2 separate regions of the Homo sapiens genome follow, and region 2 is linked to region 1. A link is a loop called in an ENCODE intact Hi-C map of the cell type or tissue named here. Cell type or tissue: CD4-positive, alpha-beta T cell. All regions are shown on one strand. Links, peaks and the distances in the headings refer to the core of each region. The heading gives the core; the rest is flanking DNA.

What was found. Peaks named below come from ENCODE experiments on the same cell type or tissue, not always from the same donor. Only the 100,000 strongest peaks of a DNase experiment are listed, where the experiment ranks them.
Region 2: a loop joins it to region 1, with 1.9 times the contacts of the local background. A loop is called at or near these places in 4 of 110 quality-filtered maps.

The regions. Positions count from the first base shown.
Region 1 is chr10:3,967,687-3,978,015 of GRCh38, reverse strand. No RefSeq gene overlaps it. Among named protein-coding and RNA genes, the nearest start is that of MIR6078, 18 kb to the left of the region's middle. In CD4-positive, alpha-beta T cell, for the core only: no CTCF peak of the experiment used is centred there; DNase peaks (open chromatin) are centred at 5,165 and 6,075; H3K4me3 peaks cover 726 bases; H3K27ac peaks cover 1,892 bases.
Region 2 is chr10:3,800,042-3,810,370 of GRCh38, reverse strand. LOC105376364 (a long non-coding RNA gene) reads right to left here and starts at 3,653. Exons shown (of 2, transcript XR_930580.3): 1 at 3,534-3,653; 2 at 1,854-2,695. RefSeq lists cis regulatory regions at 1-256, 4,185-4,452, 6,704-6,871, enhancers at 1-523, 651-976, 3,699-4,200, 4,201-4,702, 6,231-6,542 and 2 more and a silencer at 3,500-3,794. In CD4-positive, alpha-beta T cell, for the core only: no CTCF peak of the experiment used is centred there; DNase peaks (open chromatin) are centred at 4,310, 4,980, 5,880 and 6,280; H3K4me3 peaks cover 1,232 bases; H3K27ac peaks cover 2,500 bases.

The DNA of each region.
Region 1 (10,329 bases), core at 3,700-6,199:
GGAAGACATGAAGACAAAGGACAACAGTGTCACAGTGGAGAGAGGAGCTCATACCAAAGCCAGTCCACCAGATCGCACATTCCATTCCAGGGAGAGAGGCCACTGGGCTGAACGGCAGCAAACATGGGAAGCACGGCACAGACTAGTGGACAGGAATGACTTCTTATGTGTATTACAGGGAATGAGGTGCTTCCTCACCCATCGGCCAAGAGACCTTTTCAGAGCATGTTAGATAATGCAACTCCTCTGCTCGAAATATTCCACACCTCACCAGTTTGGAAGCAGGTCCAGAGCTGAGACAATGATGCAGGCATTTGCTATGCCCCTTGCTCCTAATTCTTGCTCTGGATCTCCACATCAGAAGCTTTCTCGGTGGCTTCCCCAGACACCTGTCTAAAACAACACCTTCCATCTCCACCATCTGCTAGACTTTCCCGTCTTCATCTTTGTTCATTGCCCTCACCAAAGGCTTGATATAAATTAGTTAGTTATTCATCTACTCTTTTACAGTCTATCTCTTGCTCTACAATCACCTTAATTTTGTATATGATTCTATGTTCACTCTCTAAAATAATGTCAGAAACATAATGGTCTTCAATAACTATGGCTTAGGTAAATGAGTGAATGAAATTGTTGATGTAGCGTGGGACCCATTGGGAATTTAGGAAGCTATTGGGTCCATTCTGATGAAAGATCATAGCATCTTGGACTGAGATGCTGGTGCTGGAGCAGCAGAAAATGGCCACACTTGATGGAAGCAATAAGATGTTGTAATGGATCAGATGTGGGAGATAACAGAAAGGGAGGAATTAGCTTGAAATTGTAAGCCTGAAGTTTGAGAAACTAGAGCAGTGGTGGAACTGTTCACTGGGGCAAAGAGGACTAGAAAAACACTGTTAATCTTTTTATTTATTTATATACCTACTAGCTTTGCTGGAGAACTTTCTTTTGTTCCTATCAAACTTGCACAATTGATGAGATAGTTCAATGGAGATGTCAAGTAGGCAATGAATATGACAGTCTGGAGCTAATCAGAGAAGTCTTGGCTGGAAGTACAGAGTGAGCTATTTGCATACAGATGTTTTCAGAGCCATAAGTTTGCATGAAGTCACCCAGGAAGGAAGGACTCTCAGAGAAGAAAAGAGGGTGACGAATCTCTCTCTCTGACATTCAGAGTTTGAGAAGGGGAGAGAGAGACAGCAAAATAGACCTGATAGAAACAACCAATAAAGTAAAAGGAAAATCAGGAAATAGTGAAGGGTCTCAAGAAGAAATGTATGGTCAACTGCATCAAATGCTCCTAAAGTTCAAATTAAATAATTCTGAATAAAATATCATCAGACTTAGCAACGTGGAGAGCACTATTGTGTTGATGAAGCAGTTTTATGTGAAATCCTAAGAACAGAGGCCACAGCAAGACTGCTATTCTTAACATGTGGATCAGAAGAAGGCACGGTATCTCCGTCAATCACCTATATTTATTTGTCTATAAATGTAATTAGCTATTTATCCATATCTATCTATCCAAATATATTTATCATCTATCACTCCATATCCATCCATCCATGCATCCATCCATCCATTCATCCATCCATTTATCCATCCATCTATCCATCTATCCATCCATCTGTCCATTCATCCATCTATCCATCCACCCATGCATCCATCCCTGCAGCCATCCATCCATCTATCCATTCATCCATCTATCCATCCAGCCATCCAGCCAGCCATCCATCCAGCCAGCCATCCATCTGTTCATGTATCTATTATGGCTTTAGAGAGAGCACTCAAGATAGAGACGATATCTAGTCTCCCAGTAGACAGGAGTTAGAATGATACCTCTAGTAAGGTCTAAAAATTCAAGAAAGGGGTTAGTTTGGTCTTTAGATGATAACATAAGGAAGTGTCAAATCCATGGGAGTGGGTGAAATCACTGAGGGAAAGGCTTTATAGAGGGAGGGGAGATACATGAGGGAGAGACAAGTGTTCCGGGGTAGAGAGAGAGTAGTGAGAATGAGTAGAGCTTGCCTCAGGGATCTAATTCAGGGACCAGGCTGATAAACTGCAGAGAACCTTTCAGTGGTTATCGAATTAAATGTAAGTCAAGCTGCAAGATGCAAGAAGTTGAAGTATCCCCTAGCGTGCTCTGTTACTGCAGGAGCATCTCCACATGCCTCCAGGCTGCAGCCTTGCAGCAGCTGCACACACCAAGTGGCCCCGTGCGGCTGCCTCTTGCTCTGTGACTCAGGGGGTGGGGGACCGAACTTCTGACATTTCCAGCAGCCTGACACCCCCTCAGGAAGGCTGACCTCCCTTCCTTCTGATAAATTATAAGCTATTCTTCCCTGAAAGATTGTAAAGAGGCCTGAGATGAAAAGGCCCTGAAGTGTTCCGTCAGGGAACCCTTTGTGGTTTTCCTCCAAGAAAAGATATGAGGCTTGGAAGAAAAGAAGAAAAATGGAGTATGAAAAGTGAGAGAAAAATAAAACATCTCCTAATATGCTTTAGATAAGTCAAAATTGTTTCTCAATAATTATTATTTTTTATAGGAGTTCCACTTTGGTGGGTCAGAAAAGACTATCTGATTGGATTATGCGGCAGGAACGATGACCTAGTTATCTTGCCTTGCAAAACCTTTCCCTGGGACGCTAGAACCCAGGCAAAAACACCTCCCTGGTGAGAACTCACTGGAATCACAGATGATGCTTGCAGGGAAACAGCTGCGGCTGGGTGGTCTGCTGACGGAGAACCCGTCTGAGGAAGACCGCCCCTCTTCCCAGCCCACAGGGCCTCTTCCTGACCACGCTCCTCCTTCCTTCTTCTGGTCTCTCTGAGGGGATCCCAGGCATTTCCTGCTGGCACTTCTGGAACAATCAGCTTGGTGGATTCAGGCCTTGAGGACTCAAAGCCTATGAGGGATTCAAAGGCTTTTCTTTGGGCTTGCTGTGTTTCCCACCATCCCTGCGACCCCCACAGAGGGGCGGCTGGCAGATTGAGAATGGGGGAAGGAAGGAGAGGAGACAGGGAAAACCGTTCCTAGTTAATATCTTAAAAAAAACAAAACAAAACAAAACAACAAACTATACCACCGTATCACCAATCCCAAATCCGACTTCTCTTCAGCTGAAACTTACCATGGTCTTATCTTCATACTAGTTTTCTTCATTTCTCTGAACTTCCCATGTTAGCTATTCTTAGATCACTTCCATTATTTCCTACCCCTCTGCTTCCAAAACTCCTTCTCTTCTTCTATCTTAGCTCTGCCCAAAGAGCTAATAGAGTGTATCTAATATATAATATAGTGTATATAGTATATAATATATGTATAAACCTGTGAACCCCAAAAATTTGAGACATGTCTCAGTTAATTTAGAAGGTTTATTTTGCCAAGGATGACGATGCGCACCCATGATACAGCCTCAGGAGGCCCTGATGACATGTGCTCAAGGGGTGGTCAGAGCACAGCTTGCTTTTATACATTTTAGGAAGAAATGAGACATTAATCAACATATGTAAAATGAACATTGGTTCAGTCCAGACAGGTGGGACTACTGGAAGTGAGGAGGGGGCTTTCAGGTCACAGGTAGGTGAGGGACAAATGGTTTTATTCTTTTGAGTGTTTGATTAGCCTTTTCAAAGGAGGCAATCAGATATGCATTTATCTCAATGAGCTGAGAGAATAGAAGGGAAAGCACCTTTGCCCTAAGCAATTCCCAGCTTGAATTATCCTTTTAGCTTAATGAGGGATAATTTGGGGGCCCAAGATATTTTTCTTTCACAAATAGTGTATATGTAAATACTATTATATATACAAATATTACATGTGTAAATATTATTACAATATATATAATATTTATAATATATGTAAATTTTGGTTGTCCTTTAAACATTTCTCTGGCTAACTACAATTTTAGGCAAAAAGATTCCTTTCCCATAAAGGTTATTAGATAAACACAACTGAAAAGTTACTCAGACACATACGTCAGTAAGCAAGACTGCTTACTTCAAATTATAATTAAGTAATAATAATAAAAGGGTTAAAATTAAAATAATAACAATAAAAGGGTTTCACATTCAGAAATATGATATTGTTTGAATGGATTTCTGGGAGTCATTTTAGCAAAATGGGCTCACCTTTTAAAGTAACTTGCTTTATCTGAGTGAAAAACATGCTCATGAGCAAAACCTACATCAAGACGCTTGTAACTTATTTGGGTAACAGCTTTGCCTAAACACATAGCTACTATCCTGATAAACATCTCTATTATTTAGTTAATATCACTATTAACAGAAAATATAGGGATTTGCAGTGGAACTACTTTTAGCTACTAAAAAGTTATTTGTGACATTTATAATTAGATACAAAGACAAAATTTAATTAACTTTAGCATAAAATGGGAGAACCAAGACCGGACTCCCTTAAATGCTAATACAGCATTTTCAAAGGAAAAGAAAACTTGACTAGGATGAGGAAACCCAAATTATTCCTCTTCTGTTTTTGTTTTCCTCAACCCATAAGATTACTGCTCATCTTTCTAGCTAGCTAACTGGTCCTCCGTATGACTTAAATATATTTTGATTAAATAATCAATGAGATTAAATGCTTCCATTGTGATTGAAGTTTTTCTTTTTTCTCTTTTAACTAAAATAATATAGAATTGACTTAGTCAAGGCTACTTAATTTCTTAGAACCACAGCAACTGGACATTTTTTAGCAGAACAGGATTTCCTTGTTTTTAAGAAAGCCACATACATCAAAAGGCTTATCCCCAAGCCAGGCTGCAGCCCTGTGGGCAGAGGCCAACCACGCACATGGCTGTATTAGGATTTGTTTTCAGGGATTCTTTCTGACTTTTCTTCTTTTGCTGGAGGAATGACTGAGATGCTTCAGGTTTTGCCCCAGGACGTCAAGTTCTCTCCCCGGGTTTTTTGGTTTGATTTTGATTCTGTTTCTGTTTTGTTCTGTGTTTGCTTTTCATGAAGGAAAAAGTAAATGCAACTTTAAGATGACTTTCTTCTTCTCAATGAAAAAGAAAATACTTCTCTGGCCTCTTTGGAATTTTCCCTTTCATTCTACCTTGGGCAGTGTGCACCAATGGGAAACTCTGGGGCTCTTACAAAGCTTGGTCATCGAGAAGCCAGGGCCCTGGGCATGGGGCTGGCAGGCCCACAGTGAGGTGCGGACTGTGTGATTACATCTTCAGAGGAAGTGGGTTTGTGTATCTTTGATTGACTCTGTGCCTTTTTCTTAGTATAATCTGAGTTCCAAGAAAACCAAGTTTTGATACTGCAGAAAGTCAGAGATAGCTTTATAATTAAAATCATATTTGAAAGAGAAGTCTCATTATTTTGGAATGGCTTGGCCTTAGCTTTTCTACTTCAACTCCAATCCTCTTTCCCCCAGTATCAAAGTGTGCTGTGATTAATAACCTTGTAAAACTAAACCCAAAAGTGGTGGCAAATGTCAAACATGTTGTTCAGTTTTTCTTTTAAAAAATAAGGTTAAAAACAGGATAGCCATTTTTTTCATTGCAGTATCAATAATCTTCTATATTCTAAGGAGAGTTAAGGCACCTACCATACACACCATTTTAATTTTCTTTAATCAGTGACTTCAGACTTGTTAAAATTATGTATCGTCATTAAATTTTTATGCTTAGAATATGGCCTTGTTAGAGTTAACTCGAAACATTTCCTGGAACCCTGGAGACAAAGCCTCCGTTTCCATTGCAGGACAACAGTGCCAGGCCCATTTTCTACATGAAGTCTCCTTCTGATTGCTTAAAAATTTTATTTCCAAGTGATAAGTATTTATCAGTGGAGAGGGAGTAGCTTTCCTGTCTCATGCACTGCAGTTTTTCTTACATTCATTATTCAAGTTCAAAACGTAATAGTAATTTACTGAATTAAGATCTCCTCTAAAATTCAGAATTACACAGAGGAGCCAGTGTGTTTTCTTTTGCAAGTGAAAATGGACTAAGCCCACTCTATGGGAGGCACTGTGTGGGGTTGTGAGCACGGGTGATGGGGAAACCCTGTCCTCATAGCTGCTTCCAGAAGAGGCAGGTGCACAGGCAAACACAGGGTGAAGAAAAGATGTGGCAGGAAAGAGAAAAAAATTCTTAATGTAGCCTTGAGCACACACGTAGGACAGTCACATCTGGGTGTAACACCTCTTAAATCCTGAACCAAGAGTATTGTAGATGCTAGAGAGCAAAAGGACTATGTATGTTTAAATTTGTTACTAACAAAAATTGCTGTGATTAAAAACTAATAATGTTGGCCGGGCGCGGTGGCTCACGCCTGTAATCCCAGAACTTTGGGAGGCCGAGGCAGGCAGATCACGAGGTCAGGAGATCGAGACCATCCTGGCCAACATGGTGAAACCATGTCTCTACTAAAAATACAAAAATTAGCTGGGGGTGGTGGTGCGTGCTTGTAATCCCAGCTATTCAGGAGGCTGAGGCAGGAGAATCACTTGTCCAAGGAGTCAGAGGTTGCAGTGAGTACAGATCAATGCCACTGCACTCCAGCCTGGAGACAGAGCTATACTCTGTTTCAAAAAAAAAAATGTTATCTTACTGTTACCCAGAAGAAAAAAGTGCAAGACGAAGAAGAGCCACATTTTTTCAACACAAACTTTAAAATTTTTCAAAGTCATAGCCACCATCAAATATGGAGTATTTACTGATTTACTGACAAAATCATTATTTTAAACCTTCAATTTACCATTTATCTTTTCCTTGACCACTCGGACAGAAGCAGCGAAAACGTGAAATCTTGGCTAGATGATGATAAAACCATCCTTAGGATTAAAAGTCATATTCATTAAATCCAGAGGCAAGAAATTTCATGCATAAATATGTCATATTTAGTTGATCATTGGAAAAGTGCTAGAAATATTGTCTCCTCACCCTAACAAAATAGTGGAAGGCATAAAATTTACTTGAACCTTTAACCCTAGCCAATATCTGACACAAAATGCAAACTTAAGAGCAGCCTATTGCTTTCTTGTAGCTTATAAAACTGCCAACATTTGGTAGCTAATTTCTGGCTTTTATTTTTAAGACCAAAGGTCTGGATTTCAGTGATGGAACAAGGGCACACAGGATGAAGAGAACAGGGTACCCTGGGTGGGAGGGAATACTCTCCACATTATCTTTTGCTGGGAATCCTCGGTTGCTTTTGTAACTGCCCAATGGGTTCACCCTGCCCATTGCCTAGACAGAGTCGATTTATCCACACAGGGGAATGGCAATGGCAAAAGAGTGATTCACGCAGAGCCCGCCTTGTGGGAGGCCGGAGTTTTACTATTACTCAAATCAGTCTCCCTGAGCATTCGGGGATCAGAATTTTTAAAGATAATTTGGTGAGTAGGGGCTTGGGAAGTGGGGAGTGCTGATTGCTCAGGTTGGAGATGGAATCATAGAGGGTCATAGTGAGGTTTTCTTGCTGTCTTCTGTTCCTGGGTGGGGTGGCAGAACTGGTTGGGCCAGATGACTGTTCTGGGTGGTGTCAGCTGATCCATGGAGGTGCAGGATCTGCAACATATCTCAAGCACTGATTATAGGTTTTACAATAGTGATGTTATCCCCAGGAGCAATTCGAGGAGGTTCAGAGTCTTGGAGCCAGAGGCTGCATGACCCCTATATTGTAATTTCTAACCTTGTAGCTAATTTGTTAGTCCTGCAGAGGCAGACTGGTCCCCAGGCAAGAAGGGGTTCTTTTCTGGAAAGGGCTGTTATCAATTATGTTTCAGAGTCAAACCATGAACTGAATTCCTTCCCAAAGTTAGTTCGGCCTACGCCGAGGAATGAACAAGGACAGCTTAAGGGTTAGAAGCAAGATAGGGTCGGTTAGGTCTGATTCCTTGGACTGTCATAATTTCCTCAGTTATTTTGCAAAGGTGGTTTCACTTTCATAAAGACTGAAAGACTCATTTAAAGTAAACAAATATAACATGTAGGTCTTAGCTGCTCAGTCGACTAGCTGTTCTTCCCCGCTAGTTTATGCTTCTATTGTGTTGTCCAAACAACTGAAGTGAAAGCTTAAGTATTTATATCCAGAATGTAGGGTAAAACTCCTATTGTGTGATTGCATGCATTCAGTTTCTGAGTGAACGTGTTTTTTAATACATTATTCAAAATATCATCACAAATCTCTCCTGTGTTTTATTTGTAAAGATAGCTTCTGATAGACTTCCATCACCAAGATAAAAGAAATGATAAATGCCGTGATAACTTTGTTGAAATCCATTAACTTAAAGCAGTGGTAAACATTCTTGAAGTGTTATTTTTACACTTAATTTATTCATTGTAATATGTGCAAAACATACACCGCTGCAGTCTCCAGGAGAGAGGTGGAGGAAAGGTGCTCCATCCTAGGCATGGCGTCGTTACCCCAATGACAAGGTAGACGAGGGAGACACATCCCAGGAGAATGATATTTCCAATCAGCCTCTGCAGAGAGCTCAAGTAGGAATGCACCAATTATTCAGCACTTCGCACATATGCATATGGACAGTCAGTGCTTAACATGTGTGCATGTAAGGAGTCAGAGCTTTCCATGTTAATATGCATGGCCACGATTCACCACATGTAACATATATATTAAAAATTGAGATATAAATTAGTTTGTGAAGAATGGTCATTAGTATCTGTTGTTGTATTTGCTGTTGTTGAGAAACAAGAGTGCAGAGACAGAAACAGGGATCAGTGAAGCAGTAAAATTATTCTAAGAATGAATCCTATGCTACAAAAGATACTTTTGTTCCATGTTCAAGCGCCATTTTTTCTTTGTAGGACAGAAATGTGTTACATCAAAATGTAAAGGAAGGAAGTTGACCAGAAAGCAAATGTTTTCTTAGTCCGAAGCCATATCAACCTTCTTTGTACACACGTGTTCCCCCCCACCCCACCACACACACACTGGATGTAGTTTAAACTTGACTTTATACAGTCATTCTCTTATCCAAAATACTTAAGGAACACCTGCCGTGTGTTAGGTGGTATGCTGGGCACTGGAGAAGGGGCAAAACAATCAAAGCGCTAGAAAAACAGAGATGCCCAGACCCCGGCCGTGAATCACTCTTCCTAAGGACACAAAATGACCCACAGGTCACTCTGACATCCTGTGTTTGAGTCACAATTAACATAAAATGACAAACTCCAATGATTCAAGACTGTTTAAAACATGATGTCTTGGCTGGACACGGTGGTTCACACCTGTAATCCCAGCACTTTAGAGGCCAAGGCAGGTTAGGAGTTCAAGACCAGCCTGGCCAAAATGATGAAGCCCCATCTCTACTAAAAATACAAAAATTAGCCGGACATGGTGGCACACACCTGTCATCCCAGCTACTTGGGAGGCTGAGGCAGGAAAACCACTTGAACCTGGGAGGCAGAGGTTGCAGTGAGCCGAGATCGTGCCACTGCACTCCAGCCTGGGTGACAGAGCAAGACTCCATCTCAAAAAAACAAAGCAAAACAAAAAAACAAACAAAAACACAAAGAAACTTGGTGTCTTGATTACTGGGACAGAGGTATCCTCTGGACCAGTTATTTGCAAAGTATGTGGCCAAGGACCAGTTCAGGTTTTGTTTGTGTGCTTATTTGTTGACAAATTTCAGATCTGATAATTTTGTCTAAAACAATTAAAATGAACTACTAGAAAAAGAAATGATAAAAAGCATACAAAATAGAAGCCAGTCTTTTTATTACCAGTCATAAAATTCACCGACATAAAATTACTCTGTCAGATTGCTCTAAAACTTTTTGAGAGGTCAGCCTCCATGTCTGTGTTTAACATGTAAGAGACCAATGGCACATGGTCTGCAGATAGCCAGCAGCCTGGAGACCACTTCCCTGAGCAGCTCTGCTCAACACTGTACACTGGAATTTGAGCAAAGAGGAAGAAACTCAGGCAGAATTGTACTTCATGGAGGAAGACTCAAACCTAGTTTGGATATATACCAAAAGAGGATTGATTTGTGGATCAATGCAAGTCTAAAACCTAGGGAGTAGGAAAACTTAATTTTAATTGCTGGCAATAAAGTGGAAGAGTTCCTGGCACATAACAGGCACTTAACAAAAATGTGCTGAATGAATGAAAAAGTCCACGAGCCAACAGTGGCAGGTGATGTTGAGAAGAGCATGGAGATAGAACGAATAAAGCCCCTTGGGAAAGAATGGCGAGACGGATTATGGTGTCCCGTAAACACCTGGGAAAGGGGAGCAAAGGCACAGATGTCATCAGATAAAATCAAGATGCAAAAGCTGTGAACGTTTAGGAATTAACAAAATGAAATGTAACAGAAAAATGTAGATTCAC
Region 2 (10,329 bases), core at 4,025-6,524, 170 kb after region 1:
CAGCTTCCACTCCCTGTACCGGGAACTCACCGTTCTCTGAACTGAAAGTTGGGAGCTGGTGCCAAAGGTTGTCTCACCTGTGACTGCATTTCCTGTAAGCCCAGTTCACCCTGGCGTGGGCCTGGCCGATTCAGATAATGACACACACCTCTCCAGTTCTCACAAGCAACAGCCCCAAGACTAACTCTTCAGTCATCTCCAGACTATGACCCAGGCCATGGAGAGCAGCCACACCTGGAGAGGAGCCTGCCCTTGCTCTCCTGGGCTGTGCTGTCACTGGCAGTGAGAGTAGAACTGTCTTCCCTTCAGAATCACTGAATGATCAATAAAAAACTCTCAGCAGGGCGCAGTGGCTCACGCCTGTAATCCCAGCACTTTGGGAGGCCGAGGCGGGTGGATCACAAGGTCAGGAGATTGAGACCATCCTGGCTAACACGGTGAAACCCCGTCGCTACTAAAAATACAAAAAATTAGCCGAGTGTGGTGGCAGATTCCTGTAGTCCCAGCTACTCAGGAGGCTGAGGCAGGAGAATGGCGTGAACCCGGCAGGCGGAGCTTGCAGTGATCCCAGATCGCGCCACTGCACTCCAGCCTGGGCGACAGAGGGAGACTCCGTCTCAAAAAAAAAAAAACAACACTCTGACCCTTGTGGGCAGGAAGTGAGCCTTATAGGTTAACACGTGTGTGTGCCACAGCCAGAAGCCCCCGTGCCGACCCCTCTTCATGACATGGTTGGGGCTGCAGCTCCTAGGGACACAAACACATGAGATTCGGGGCCACAGGAGACCCCTACAGTGAAATGACAAAATGCCTCCCTGTGCAGCTCAGGCAGTGGACACCGTGTGATAAGAAATGGAAATAAAACCACCGTGTTTTTTTCTGTCCTGTAGCAGGAGGGTAGGTGCCTGCAAGCTTGTGCATTTCAGAAAGGGTGAATGACAGTGGATTCAAATTATCTCAAGGTGTTAATCCCCCATTTACATTGTGCTTCTACTGTATTGACAGACTCCTCTAGTAAGTATAAGGAAAAATTATCTCCTGGGATTCAAAGGACCAGCCTGCTCAGAAAACGGAGGAGATAAAGAATTACACACAGACACAGACAGATACACATACAAACACACACAGACCATACACACATACACACATGTAGATATGCAGGCAGACACACAGAGAGACTCACAGACACACATGCGTACACATAGACACACAGACACACATACAAACACACACAGACCATACACACATGCATACATGCACATATGCAGCAGACACACAGAGAGACCCACAGAAACACATGAATACACATAGACACAAAGACACACATACAAACACACACAGACCATACACACATACACACATGCAGATATGCAGGCAGACACACAGAGAGACGCCTACAGAGAGACTCACAGACACACATGTGTATACACAGACACACAGACATATACAAACGCACACAGAGCATACACACACACACGCAGATATGCAGGCAGACACACAAAGAGACTCACAGACATACATGTATACATACAGACACACATATACACATACATGCACACAGAGACACACAGAGACACACACGGACATACACATATATACACATGTACATACACAGATATACATACACACGTATACACATGCAGATATATAGGCAGACACATGGAGAGACACACACAGACACACATACATACACAGACATACACGCATGTACACACAGACACTGGGATATATAAGTACATATAGACACTGTAGAATGATCTTAACCATTCCTCTCTTCCTCCAGTAACTCACATTTCTAGGTGACTCTGATTTTCTTTAGCTTTAAACGAAAAAGCAAAATGCTTTCTATAATACCTCTTTGTTTGAAAGTATATTTTTAAAAAGATTCTGAATGGAAGATATTTTTTTCAAGTCCTCTCATCTTTTACTTTTCCGCTGGTGATATCCTCACTGAGTCCATTTGGACAAAGACCGTGGAGAAGCCATTGGGCGTGACACCCGGCGTGGAGCCTGCCCTTTCAGAGCAGGTCAGAGCCAAAATAGACAGCAAAGGAGAACTAAATCCAGGTTGAACAATGCTGGCCCAAAAATAGCAACAGCGTTTATGAGCACAGCAGCAGGAAAGGCTGCTAATCATTTGCCAGGATCTTTTATTTGGGTTTGTCACTATTGAGCGACACTGGGGACTTGAGGCCCCTGTCGAGCACACAAGTCCAGAATTCCAAATAAGAGACTCTAATAATAATATCTGGTGCAGAACCGTCCTTCCATAGAGAACTAAGGAGCCAGCGCCTCCCGTGCTCCCCAGGAGCTGGCAGGAGGGTTTCCTGAGCATCTGCTCTGCAGGGGCATCCCACCAGGCTCTGGCATGAATCCTCCATTCACCCTCACAGCTCCTGTTCGTAGCTTTCAGTGCTCCATGCTACCAATGAGGAAACTGAGGCCCAGAGAGTAAGACGGCCCAAGGCCACGCAGCTGGAAAGCTCTTCCTGTCACACCACGGATCTCGAGTGTTCTGTGCAGTAGGGAAACCTTAGACACTCTTCACTGCAGAGGGTGGTGCAGCCGAAAGTGTAGATCGCAGGGTAACTCTCCCAGAGCACAGCCACCGAGTGCAGGAGGCATGCAGAAGGGACGGAGAAGCATCCCCTCAGGGATGGGTGGACAGAAGTGGCTCTCCCAGGTGGCCTGATCTCTGTGGAAGGCAACACTCTCATCAGCAAAGGCAGCCAGCAGGACAGTCAGTCCACATAAACAACCAGCCAGAAGGAGAGAAGTGACTTTACAGCTCTTGACCGCACTGCGGGCTGGGATGCAGACGGATACGGCTGGAGCTATGGGATGTTATAGGGACGCAGAGCTAAGTAAGTCTGCAGGGGGCTTGAGGTTTGGCAATTCACAGCCAAGATTCCAAACCAAGGGAGGCTGCCTGGAGGGATGAGGTCTTAAAATGGGAAGTGAAAGCAGTGTGCAGGCATCCATCAATCTATGGCAGGAGGATTATTCTCCTGAAGCACAGAGCAGACTGGCAGAGAGAGGGCCTGGAAGGGAGGACCAGCTAGCTGGAGACAACTGCAGAACGCAATTATCGGTCTGATTTGAACTGAAGCAGGAAATGGCAACCCTAGTTGATATCTAGCCACAGACATTTGATGAAACAAAGCAATTCAGGAGTAGACTCTGCATTTCTCGTGATCTTCATGGCACCCAGAGACCCTAATTAGTTCTAATTGGTAGGGAAGGATCAAGTCATTCTGAACGGATGGAAACCCCAACGTCAGCCTGGGTCCTCTTTGGCATGCTCACATTGGGACTGACCCAGGGCCACAGAGAAGCAGATTGCAAGCTCATTCCCTGAGGGTGGTGCTTCCTCCAATACTTGCAACTCTCTCCTTGGGAACATCAGCTTGAGCAGCAAACAGGGCATTTGGAAAGTTGTCAGCAATCACATAGCAGCATTATCTTCAACAGGTTTATGTAACTGAGTTTCAAGTAAAGCAGGCTGACCACATGGGAGTGTTGGAACTACTCACAGGTCCACAGGACAGTGATGCATGAGGCCGGTGGTGATGGCTTCACTGATTCAGCTGCAGTCACACATAGTTTATAGAGAAGGCAACCCTGGGCTACGACAACAGGAAAACAGGGCCGTGCCCATCTTATTCATTCTTTATAACCAACGGCAAATATTTACTTAGCAATCATACAACGCCCATCACCAGATTAGACACTTATGTGGAACTTAGAATTGTACTGAATGCAAATAAGATGTTAATTATTACAACTGAATGATGCCTTTATAGTTAGACTCTAGATGCATTTTTAAGACACACTTGAGGGAGAAACATGGCCATAATGTCATTCACTATGAGGATTTTGAAAGAGAAATTGTTAGGACCCATATGCTTCCATATAAGCAACAGGATTTTAAAATTCGGGCAAAACCATGACTCGGTTTTGCTCTAAGATTCCTTTTCATGGCAGGAAATTCCCCTTCCTTCTGATAGGATGTTGTTTCCTTCTGGCTCTAAAAGGAATGTGACACCCAATTATTTGCCCAGTGGCTTCTTTCAGGACTTGGAAGGTCCCTGAAATGCCTCTCATTCTACTGAGAATCTGACCCAAACCACATGAACCTCAGAGACAGCCTGGGATGGTGTTTCAGAGGTGGTCAGACCGGAGGCCCCAGCCCCCTTCCTCCCAAACCCTCCCTCCAGGTGTGTCTGCAGAGAGCCAGCTGATGTCTTCCGGCCGATGTCACCAGGTGCAGGGTCTCGAGTCTGCAGCTGCTGAGCTGGAGTTATTTGTAAAAAATGGTAGCAGCAAGACAATAGATAGACATCTTGTCCTGAAGGCAGCAGGGCAATGACTCACGCGGATGAATCATTTTAAATTAGTCCAGAGGGTCTCGGGGGAACCAAGTTCTAAATTCAGGAAACATCAGGCTCTGACCAAGCAAAGACTGCCAACTCAATTTCATGATTCTAGAAAAAGAATTAAGAGAGTTTTTCGCTAGAAGAAAGCATAGAGAACATGTTATTCAATGGCATAATTCTGTAGATGTGAAAACAGAAGTCCAAGATCCAAAAGTCACTTAGCAAAGCCAGACAAAACTGCAGGTCTTCTGATTCTCAGCTTGGGAATTCTCTCTGCCATGCCATTGGGGCGCACTGCTCACTGTTTGGAAAACTACCGCACAAGCGTGTGAGAGCTTTGGGGTGACATGAGCAAATTATTAATTCCCCAGAGAAAACTGAGGCATTATTTTATGTAGCTAGGCAAGCATTACCCTTCCATTAGGGAAGCATTGGTTACAGCATAAATAATAAACAAGGCCACAGCCGGAGCCAGAACTGCTCACCAAAAGTTTCTTTTTTGGTATGAAAACTATGAGTGAATTTTCCCTAAGAACTTTCTGGCAACATGTACAAATAAAGCCACATCCACGGTGACAAATTGTGCTGGTTAGAGTTTAGCAGATGACACTCTTGTTATTGAAACAGGAACTGACTCAGCCTCAGCAGCTACAGATCATATATTTTATTCCGTTGTGTTGTCTCATTTGAAAAAAAACCTATCACATGGCAACACTGTTTGTTTTCTAAATAATACATTTTCTTCAGAGAAACATGTAAAATACAGATAAAGCCTTTGAGATCTTAATGAACGTTTTCTAGGAACCAGGAGATAATTTATCAGTTAATACGCCAATATTTAAATACTGCAAAATATGTTTTCACAAATATAATAAAATCAAATGAGTATTTTTCAATGAAAGTAAATACATGTTTAATGTTTTTGAAGGGCATAGATTCTAGTGTTTGAATCTGGTTGTAAAACCGTTTATAACACTGAATAGTAGCATTACTGCTATTAACTAAAAATGGATTTTTTTAAACACATTATAATGTACTTTTTAAGGATTTTATTAACTTCAGAAATTTTGTTCATTATGACCAGGGCTGGGCTGAAGTTTGTCTTTGTCTATTAAGCTTTGACATCTACACAGTGCAAATTGATAATCTAAAAAATGTATCTCAGGACAAGTGCTTAAAACACTTAAAGTTTCAGGTATCCACCCAAGGCGATTTGCCTGCTGCATACTGAGAATCTGTTTACAGTTCACGGGCTACTCCAGAACAATGCCTGTGCTGCTGAACAGTGCTGAAAATACATAGAGAAAGATCATTTAAATTCTATGATGAGATATTCACTAGTACACCCACCCAGACTTCAATGATTCAAATAGCAAGGCTTTCCTGTCTCCGTAGTTAGACGTGTGACATTTCTTGCAATCATGGGCTTCCCTAGTGAGATCAGTCTCTGCCTGAGGTACCGTTTATTTTGTAACGGGGTCTCCCACTGCTGGAAACTATTGCAAGACCACGAAAGATCAGAGACCCAGGGAGGTGATGGCTGTGGCCTCTACGCACAGAAGCCACAGAGGCCTCCCTGAGGCTGAGACTGTGTCAGAACCAGGCCCAAACCCACAGCACATCTTCCTTGCCCGCTGGCTTCTCTCTGTAAACACAACTCCCTTTCTGTGGCTCAATTATCTGCAGTATACGCAGCCATTAGAAAGACATGGACTTTTTTTTTGTTTTTCTGCTTTTCCCTCCATAAATCTCAGAATGAATAGTTTCCATCTGTAATTGTTGGTTTTATATTTTTAAATAGTGAACTAAGAAACATAATGTCTCATTATCTCTGAAATGATTCGAGCATTTGCTGCGTGCAACTCTGTCGATAACAGCACAATACAGTCATTTTACTTTGTCTGGGGGAGGGGAGACGCTTCAAGAAAGTTCCTTTTTTTTCCTCTACTAACTCTGTATTGCTAGTTATCTGCTGTTTCCACACTCTGCATAGATCTAATTTAGGTATTTAAAAAAAAAAAAAAGATACTCCAGACATTATCGTGGATTGGCAGTTTAGAAAACACATGTGGCTTCAAGCCTTCTTTGCAGATCTGAAGCAAATTATTTCTGTAAATGTGTGAAAAGTTGACTTTCCTAAAAAATGGCTTGTGGTGCATATGTGCTCAAATCTATTCAGAAAAACCACAGCGCCTGACATTTCTTCTCCATTATTTTCCTTGAGACATGAAGAGTCTTGTATAATTTTAGTTTTTTTTTAATGACAGATTCCGTCAATTTGCTTTTTAGAGTAACGTGTTTTCTTGTGCTCTGTCATGTAAGATTTTACCTGAAAGCACTGAGGAAGCAACTCTCTGCCCTGCCATCTGGTGAGGGCTTCTCGACTCATGAGAGTGACTCGGGATTTCTCACCAGAGGCTGGAGTCACTGTGGGAATGCGTTCATTTCACATACGGCCAGTCGCACCTTCACATTTTCACACTACTATGACAACATGCTACTTTAAAGCACCTTTTTTTTTTTTCTTGGTCAGGCAGTTCTGGGATTTAACTCCTAAGCACATGCTGCATTTGAACAAGATAACCTTTTAAAATAGTGTTATAAATAGCACATCACCAAGCGGATTTTCTTTCAATCGCACGGTATCTGAGGACAGGAAATTCTAGCCAAATGTTTACTGTCTACTCAGTCCCCAAAGTTAATCATTAAAACTAAGACCTGGCATGTTTTTATTAATCTGTTAATCACAACAATACTTTATTTGAAAATAAATCTAAAGCTTTTAGGTTGGCGCAAAAGTATTTGAGGTTTTTGCGTTAAAAGTAATGGCAATTATCAACCTGATAACTCATGCAGGGTATAATTTGCCTTCAGCCAGCTGACAAACTCCAGCATCTCATGAACTAGTGGCCACAGTAGCCACGAGACCCTCTTGGGTATGAACGAGTGTGCTTGTGTTTGTGCCTGTGTGTCTGTGTCTGTGTGTGTTTGTGTCTGTGTGTGTGTGTCTCTGTGTGTCTGTATATATTAGTGTTTGTGTGTGTCTCTGTGTGTGAATGTGTGTGTCTGTGTGTGTCTATGTATATGTGCGAACATGTGTATGTGTGCCTCTGTGTGTATGTGTTAGTGTGTGTATGTGTCTGTGTGTCTCTGTGTGGGTAAGTTTGTGTGTGTTGTGTCTTTTGTGTGTGTTGTGTCTGTGTATGTGTGTGAATATATATGTGTGTGCCCGTGTGTATGTGTCAGTGTGTGTATGTGTCTGTGTGTCTCTGTGTAAGTCTGTGTATGATGTGTGTGTTGTGTCTGTTGTGTGTGTCGTGCCTATGTATGTGTATGAACGTGTGTATGTGTGCCTCTCTGTGTATGTGTTAGTGTGTGTATGTGTCTGTGTGTCTCTAAGTTTGTGTGTGTCTGTGTATGTGTGTGAACATGTATATGTGTGCCTCTGTGTGTGTCAGGGTGTGTATGTGTCTGTGTGTGTCTCTGTGTGTTTGTGTGTGTTGTGTCTGTTGTGGGTCTGTGTGAGTATGTGTCTCCACTCCCAACCAAGACGTTTTCTAGGGGAGGGGGAACCAAGCCGAGAAGTCTGTGAAGATAGTCTATGTTTGAGACCAGGTGGGAAGAACAAGTGCCGAGTCAAAAGGAGGGGTTGAGCGGAACTTCGGGGACACAATCCAGCTCACTGTCCCCCACCCAAGACCAGGAAGTCACCGCTGTTGAGAGGGACATTTTGGTAGATCCCCAGGACTTGTGGGCAACTCAAGGACAATATGTGACCCGGTGGATGGATAACCCAGTAGAGATGGACATGTAGAAAACAGAACCAAACCAAGTGCCCGTCCTCCAAGTATTCGCCCCAGCTCTTCACCCTCATGGCACCCAAGGGAAGAAAAACCCACCGCTGTCAGCAGGTGACACCACCACCCAGTTTCACATCTGCAGGACCTTCCAGAGGAGCCATTTGTCACCATGATGTGAAAAAACAACAGAAAAGAGCATTTACATTTACTAGAGCTTCTATGATGTGCTGAGCGTGCATCATTTCCCTTAATCCTAAACCAATCCTGCCAGGTCGGCACGTCTCTAGAAGAAATTAAGAGTTGGGGAACATGTCTGCCCTCGGGCGGCTGGTCAAATGGCAAAGATCAGCCTCAAGTCCAGGCTGGCCTTCAAAAGCAGGTCCTGTTTTGATGGCACCGAATGACATTGAATAATGACATCAGTTTAATGCCTGTTATGAGAGGTGATGGATCCCAGGCCCCACAGGCGAGCTTCCAAGTTCTATAACAGTCAATAGGGAGTGGCAAAAACTCCTCAAGCCCTTTGCTATCAATTCTATTTCTGGGGCATGATGCCTGTAACTCTCATCTCAGGCCATCTTTCCCCCAGAGCCCTTGAAACGTGTCAAGGGACCCTTGAGCTGGGAAGGAGACACACGATTCCCCATCAGTTTCAACTTTGCAACTCAGATGTCGCTTTGAGATTTGGAAATGACCATGTGGACATCAGGCTGTTCTGGGCTTTTGTGAGAACCACTGGACTCCAAACTGTGAAGATTTCCTTGTTTGTGTCCAGCCACAATGAGACAAGGGAGGACCACCGAGTGAATCAGAAAAGACCTGAGCATACACTTCCACAAAACCTGCACTAGGCTAGCTTGTGTTTGGTCCACACACCAGAGCTTTGGCACCACAGAGACAAATACTGGGGGACATTCCAGGAGGAGGTGCTGGCCTCTCTGGAATTCTGTTTCTAGGAGAGCTTCCAGCAGGATTTGGGGTGTTCCAGGCTCTTTATCTGATCAACAAAACTGTAAAACGGGGATGTTGTAGTGGCCGTAGGATTGTAAAATATACGAGAGCTGAAGGGGCTTTTGAAGTGGTAGAAACTGCTCTGAGCAGTGGCTGACCAGCTGTCCTCGTCAGAGTCAAGTACTCTTCCAAGGCACTGGAATAGAAGGCCCTTCCCATGCACGCACAAATGCTGTGTTTTAAAAAACTTATTTCTTCCAAGAAGTTCTACGTAGGTCCTCATGCCCTCCCTGCAGTTTATATTTGAGGTTACCTACAAACAAATGTTATCTAATAAAAAAATTGCAATGTGTATATAAAGAAATACCTCAATGGATATAAAATCCCTAAATATCTTTTAGAATTAAGACTAAAAGAGAAACTGGTTATCACTTTGATAACTACATCCTGCCCATGCTTCCTGGCAGATAACGCTACACCTCACTTTCAGCCATCACCTCACTTTTCATTTTTAACTCAAAAAAAATCTGATCGACACATAATAATTGCACATATTTGTGGGGCACATAGTGATGTATTCATACATACGATGTAAAGTGAGAGTATCAGGATAGTTCGCATATCCATCATCTCAAACCTTTATCATGTATTTGTGTTGAGAATATTCAGTATCCTCCTCCTAGCTATTTGAAACTGTAGAATATATAGCTGTATAGTTTCAAGTCCTCCTAGCTATTTGAAGCTATGTAATATGTACTTATATAGTTAACTATATATGTATAGTTATTATACAATAATAACTATATAATGTGATCAACTATAGTCATCTAGTACAAAACACTAAAGCTTATCTAGCTGTAATTTCGTATCTTTTAACAAACCTTCCTTGTCCTTCCCCTCCCCATCCCTTCTCAGCTTCTGGCATCCTCTTTTCTTCTTCTTACTTCAATGAGACCAACTTTTATTTAGCTTCCACATATGAATGAGACTATGAGGTGTTTAACTTTCTGTTTCTGGCTTATTTCACTTAACATAATGTCCTCTAGTTCCATCCATGCTGCCATGAATGACAGGATTTAATTCTTTCTTATGGCTACATAATATTCCTTTGTGCGTATGTACTACATTTTCTTTACCCACTCATCTGTTGTCAGATACCCCGGTTGATTCCGTATCTTGGCTGTTATGAATATTGCTGCAAT